Linked DNA regions of Homo sapiens: region 2 is linked to region 1. The links are chromatin contacts, found by Hi-C or POLR2A ChIA-PET in ENCODE. All regions are on one chromosome and are shown on one strand. The core of a region is the stretch at or near the end of the contact, and the rest is flanking DNA. Distances in the headings are between cores, read along the strand shown. Region 1 has its middle 23 kb from the start of CDR2-DT. Region 2 overlaps EEF2K (eukaryotic elongation factor 2 kinase).

Evidence for each region. A loop is a pair of places that touch in the nucleus more often than their neighbours do. ChIA-PET counts read pairs that join two places held with the same protein, here RNA polymerase II (POLR2A). Pooled maps may share reads with other maps.
Region 2: POLR2A ChIA-PET joins it to region 1 with 15 read pairs in PC-9. The contact joins two enhancer-like sites. A Hi-C loop is called at or near these places in 1 of 50 pooled maps. POLR2A ChIA-PET finds 5 or more read pairs at or near these places in 3 of 52 experiments (PC-9, activated T-cell and activated naive CD4-positive, alpha-beta T cell).

Annotation. Positions count from the first base shown.
Region 1 is chr16:22,396,385-22,399,084 of GRCh38, forward strand. It overlaps the pseudogene SLC68A2P. Among named protein-coding and RNA genes, the nearest start is that of CDR2-DT, 23 kb to the left of the region's middle. Within about 2 kb of position 1,292, at least 2 of the 41 ENCODE cell types and tissues checked have a DNase peak (open chromatin) inside an H3K27ac peak, as active enhancers do; they include PC-9, where a contact is called at or near this core.
Region 2 is chr16:22,231,625-22,234,324 of GRCh38, forward strand. All of the region lies in intron 2 of EEF2K (eukaryotic elongation factor 2 kinase), which reads left to right. Among named protein-coding and RNA genes, the nearest start is that of EEF2K, 27 kb to the left of the region's middle. Within about 2 kb of position 1,252, at least 13 of the 41 ENCODE cell types and tissues checked have a DNase peak (open chromatin) inside an H3K27ac peak, as active enhancers do; they include PC-9, where a contact is called at or near this core.

The DNA of each region.
Region 1 (2,700 bases), core at 42-2,541:
TAGTAGAAATGGGGTTTCACCATGTTGGCCAGGCTCGTCTCCCAACTACTGACCTCAAGTGATCCACCTGCCTCGGCCTTCCAAAGTGCTGGGATTACAGGCGTGAGCCACCGCACCCAGCCCTCAGGCTGGTTTTCTTTTTGAGGAGTTGAATAAATAAAGGAGAAAAGGATGAATAAATACTCTGTCTCCCTAATAACTGTTGGTATAGGTCTGTCACTCTTCCATATTACACTCCCCAGAGAGGCAGAGGAGTAACTGGGTTAAGAGCATGGATCTGCAGTCTGCCCAGGAGGAGCCTGGCTCTCCACTTACTAGCTGTGCAATCCTAGGTAAGTTACTCAACCTCTCTGTGCCTTAGTTTCCTCATCTGTAAAATGAGGATCAAAATAGTACCTACTGGTCTGGGCACAATGGCTCCCAGTACTTTGGGAGGCTAAGGTGGGAGGGTCACTTGAGCCCAGGAGTTTAAGACCACCCTGGGCAACATAGCGAGACCCTGTCTCTATAAAAAATTTAAAAAAATAGCCAGACATAGTGGCACACACCTGGAGTCCCAGCTACTTGGGAGGCTGAGGTGGGAAAATCGCTTGAGCCCAGGAGGTCAAAGCTGCAGGGAGCCGTGATTGTGCCACTGCACTCCAGCCTGGGTGACAGAGCAAGACCCTGTCTTAAAAAACAACAAAAAAATAGTGCCTACCTAAGGAAATTATTATGAGGGTTAAATGAATTAAAACATCCAAAGTACTTAAAACGGTTCCTGGCACAAAATAAACCCTCTAGAAATGTTAGCTCTTATTATGTACAGCCAACTCAGTGCAGCAGGTATCTATTAGACTTTCACTGTGAGCACAGCACTGCCTTTATCCCTCTGTCTTGATGTAGGCTCCTTTGCCACAGGTTTGCCAACACTTATGTTGGAACACACTGTTGAATGGGGAGCCAAAATCTTTCATCTGTAGAAGGCTTTATTTTAGTTAAAAAAAAAAAAAAAGGCGGTCTTTCTCTTTTCTTTCATGATTTTTGTGATACTACTCATCATTGGCTTATATCTTTTTATATATTGGACACAAGAAAAATAGCTACCAATTATTAAGTGCCTTATATGTTGAGTATGGTGCTAGGTAAGAGAAGAGAAATGGAAGAGAGCAAGAGTGAGAGAGAGAGAGAGAGAGAGAGAGAGAAAGTTTGTCTTGGTGGGGGAAATGCCTCTTAGGTAAAGTAACTTGTCTGTGAAGAAATAGCTGGTAAAAGTGGCAAAGCTGGAATTTAAACCTAGGGACATCTGATTTCAAAATCTTTCACTTTTTAGCCAGACGTGGTGGTGCATGCCTGTGGTCAGCTACTTGGGATGATTGCTTGAGCCCAGAAATTTGAGACCAGGCTGGGCAGCATAGTAAGACCTTGTCTGTAAAAAAAATCTTGCACATTCCACTCTACCACATATTTCTTACATTATTAACTTCTTGTATTTTGTATGTTTATGTACTAGAGATGGAGAAACAGCAGCTGCATTTCAATATGTGGAAATGTGTTCCTTTATAATATTATAATAATATTTAAGAATATAATTGGACTTGTTGGGGTATTTTATATACTTCCTCTTACAGAACTCTAAGAAATGCCTTGGACCACATCAATCACTGATCCATTGTTTTTTAGTATCCAGAAAATGAACTCTTGTTCCTTGAAAGTAGAAAAGTCAGTCAAAAAATCAGTCAGGGTAAAAAAAACCCTTATGTTTATTAAAGAACATCTGTATTCTACTTACATCATTCAAAATTCTCTTCTAACTATAATGCACATACTTTTGGTTAGTGAAAACTTATCAGGGATAAACAATGTGTGCTTTTTTATTGAAAACAAAGAGTATCTTCTGATCTTTGTTAATGTACATATGTATATTTAGCATAAACTTTTCAGTCTAGAACAATGAACTTTTTCACTGATAGCAAGAAATGCAAAAAACCTAAGTCTGAGCTCTTAAAATGAATCTGTTATAATGATAAAAACATATAAAGTTAGGCAGGGCACAGTTAGCAAGGAATGCTAACTCTTGTTTACCCTGATGCTTGATTTTAGGGTAAAAAGTACATTTCAGGCAAGATGTGGTGGCTCACGCCTGTAATCCTAACATTTTGGGAGGCCGAGGCAGACAGATCACTTGAGCCCGAGTTTGAGACCAGCCTGGCCAACATGGTGAAACACTGTCTCTACTAAAAATACAAAAGTTAGCCAGGCACAGTGGTGCTTGCCTGTCATCCCAGCTATTCAGGATGCTGAGGCATGAGAATTGCTTGAACCTGGGAGGCAAAGTTTGCAGTAAGCTAAGATCATGCCACTGCACTTCAACCTGGATGACAGATTTGAGACTCTGTCTCAAAAAAAAAAAAAAGTTACCATTCATAATCAATTTTTGGTATATATGGATAATAATGGCATATCTAAGCAAGATAGTTTTAATTGTGTGTTTCAATTGACACTATAATTCAGAAGCAAATTTATTTATTTATTACATATTTTTTGAGACAGGGTCTTGCTCTGTCACTCAGGTTGGGGTGCAGTGGGTGTGATCATAGATCATTATAGCCTCAACCTCCTGGGCTGAAGCAGTACTCCAACCTGAGCCTCCCTAGTAGCTGGGACTACAGCTGTACATCACCACACCTAGCTAATTTTTGTATTATTTGTAGAGATAGA
Region 2 (2,700 bases), core at 2-2,501, 160 kb before region 1:
AAGAAAAATAAAGTAAAATAACCAGGTAACTTCCTCTTCCTCAAATACATTGATAAATACCCCCTCCTCAAAACTCATCACTTCTGGCCGGGCACGGTGGCTCACACCTGTAATCCCAGCACTTTGGGAGGCTGGGGCAGGTGGATCACGAGGTCAGGAGTTTGAGACCAGCCTGACCTACATGGTGATACCCTGTCACTACTAAAAATACAAAAATTAGCCAGGCATGGTGGCACATGCCTGTAATCCCAGCTACTCAGGAGGCTGAGCCAGGAGAATCACTTGAACCTGGGAGGCTGAGGTTGCAGTGAGCCAAGATCGCGCCATTGCACTCCAGCCTGGGCAACGAGAGCGAAACTCTGTCTTAAACAAACAAAAAAAAAAAAAAAAAAAAAAGCTTCATCACCAGGATGGGAGTGTCTTCTAGGTCCCTCCGCTCCAGGACCTTTCTAGGCTCTGTTCATCCCCTCCACTCACACACATCTGGAAGCTCCTGGAATGGGCTTCCCTTTTTCACACCTCTGCCTTATAAAATTTCTTTCAACTGATGTCCTGGTCTATCAAAATTACAGTTCTGCCTCCTTCAGAACCCAGCTTTAATTTTTATTTTTTTAATTTTAAAGACAAGGTCTTGCTGTGTTGCCCAGGCTGGAGTACAGTGGCATGATCATAACTCACTGCAGCCTCTAACTCCTGGGCTTGAGCGATCCTCCCACCTCAGCCTCCTGAGTAGCTGAGACCACAGGCGTGCACCACCACACTTGGCCAACTTCTTAATTTTTTTTTGGAACGATGGGGTCTCATTACGTTGCCCAGGCTGGTCTTGAACTCCTGGCCTCAAGCAGTCCTCCTGCCTCAGCTTCCCAAAGTGTTGGGATTACAAGCATAAGCGATTGAGCCTGGCCCAGAGCCCAGATTGAAGACAACCTTTCCAGGCTTTCTGCTCTGCCTTCCGTGGGGCTCTTAGCAGACCTTTATGTGTGTGAGTCATTCTCCAGTGTCGTTCTTTGTTTGAGTCAGCACCTGACTGCAAGAGTAGGGTTGTGTCTGATGCGACCTCCATTCCCTTGGTCCTGCGTAGTAGGACTTGATAAAATGTTTGACTGTGTGTGGACGGGAGTTGGCACTTCATTGCTTACTTTCTAGGTTATCGAAAGCAGGCTCTGTTGGGTTAGTGTTGCCAGGGGTGGCTTCAGAGGGAGACAACAGCTCAGCTTTCCAACCTTTGTTCCCTCAGCATCCCATAAACCTAAGTGGTTTTTTTTTTAACGCACTGTGACCTGGAAACTTGGATTGTTTAACCAAAATGGCCCGCTGGCCTCCCTCCAAGGAACACACCCAGCAGGTATTGGGTGTGGATTGTGAAAGGTCAGATTCTATCGCTGTCAAGCCCAGCCTTCTGCCCAAGCTCCCGTGGAGACGTGGCAGAACCATTCAGGGGGCCGCCCTCTCCATAGAATATCAGGCAGTCATCCAAAGATGTTTATAGAGTTTATGATAACGTGGGAAAGTGCCTCTGCTCCAGAGTTAAATCTAAAAAGAATACAGCATGATTATAGCTCTGTGAAACTCGCACGTACACATACAGCCAAGGCCTGAGGGGAAGCACATCACCAGGGCAGCAGGAATTGTCTTTGGATTGGATTAGGAGGGACTGTGTTCCTTTTCTCCTTCTCTGTCATTTCTACATTTTCTAGAATAAGCATAGGGAGCAAATACATGTTTTTAATTTGTTATTAAGGTGGGAAATTTTATTTTTAAATATTATTTTCAGCCAGGTGCACTGGCTCATGTCTGTAATCCTAGGACTTTTGGCGGCCGAGGCAGGTAGATCACTTGAGGTCAGGAGTTCGAGACCACCCTGGCCAACATGGTGAAACCCCGTCTCTACTAAAAATACAAAAAAAAAAAAAATAGCCGGGCATGGAGGTGGGCACCTATAATCCCAGCTACTCCACAGGCTGAGGCAGGAGAATCACTTGAACCTGGGAGGCAGAGGCTGCAGTGAGAGATTGCACCACTGCCCTTTAGCCTAGGCAACAGAGCGAGACCCTCTCCCCTGCCCCCTGGCAAAAAAATATTTTCCTGATCTGAGAATATCTCAGAGCTCATTCCACATCAATACACATAGATCACCTTATTTAAAAAAATTTCTTTTGAGATAGGGTTGCCCAGGCAGAAGTGCAGTGGTGTGATCATAGCTCACTGCATTGAAATCCTGGGCTCAAGTGATCCTCCCACCTCAGCCTCCCGAGTAGCTGGGACCACAGGCATGCACCACCATGCCCAGCCTGTTGTTGGTTATTTAATGGCTGAATATCATTTCATTGTTGGAAGCACCATAATAAATGTAGCCAGCCCCTCCTTGTAGGGTATGTAGGTTATTTCCAGTCTTGTCCTGCCACAAACAGCACTTCCTTGTGCATGTGTCTTTGCACCCATGAATGGGCGTGCCCACCAGAGGACCCCCCCCAGAGGTGAACTGGCTAGGCAAAACGTTTGTGTGTTTAAACTGGGATAGGTGTTGTCGGTTGCTCCTCAAAGAGGTTACACCATCGTGTGTGCCCCCCATGATGGGTGGGTACACCTGCTTCCCATGCCCTTATTTGGCCAACTTTGGTGATTACACTCATACTTGTAACCCACTGAGGGCAGCTCTAACAGCATGATCAAAGAATAATGATTGCCTTGGGAGGCCGA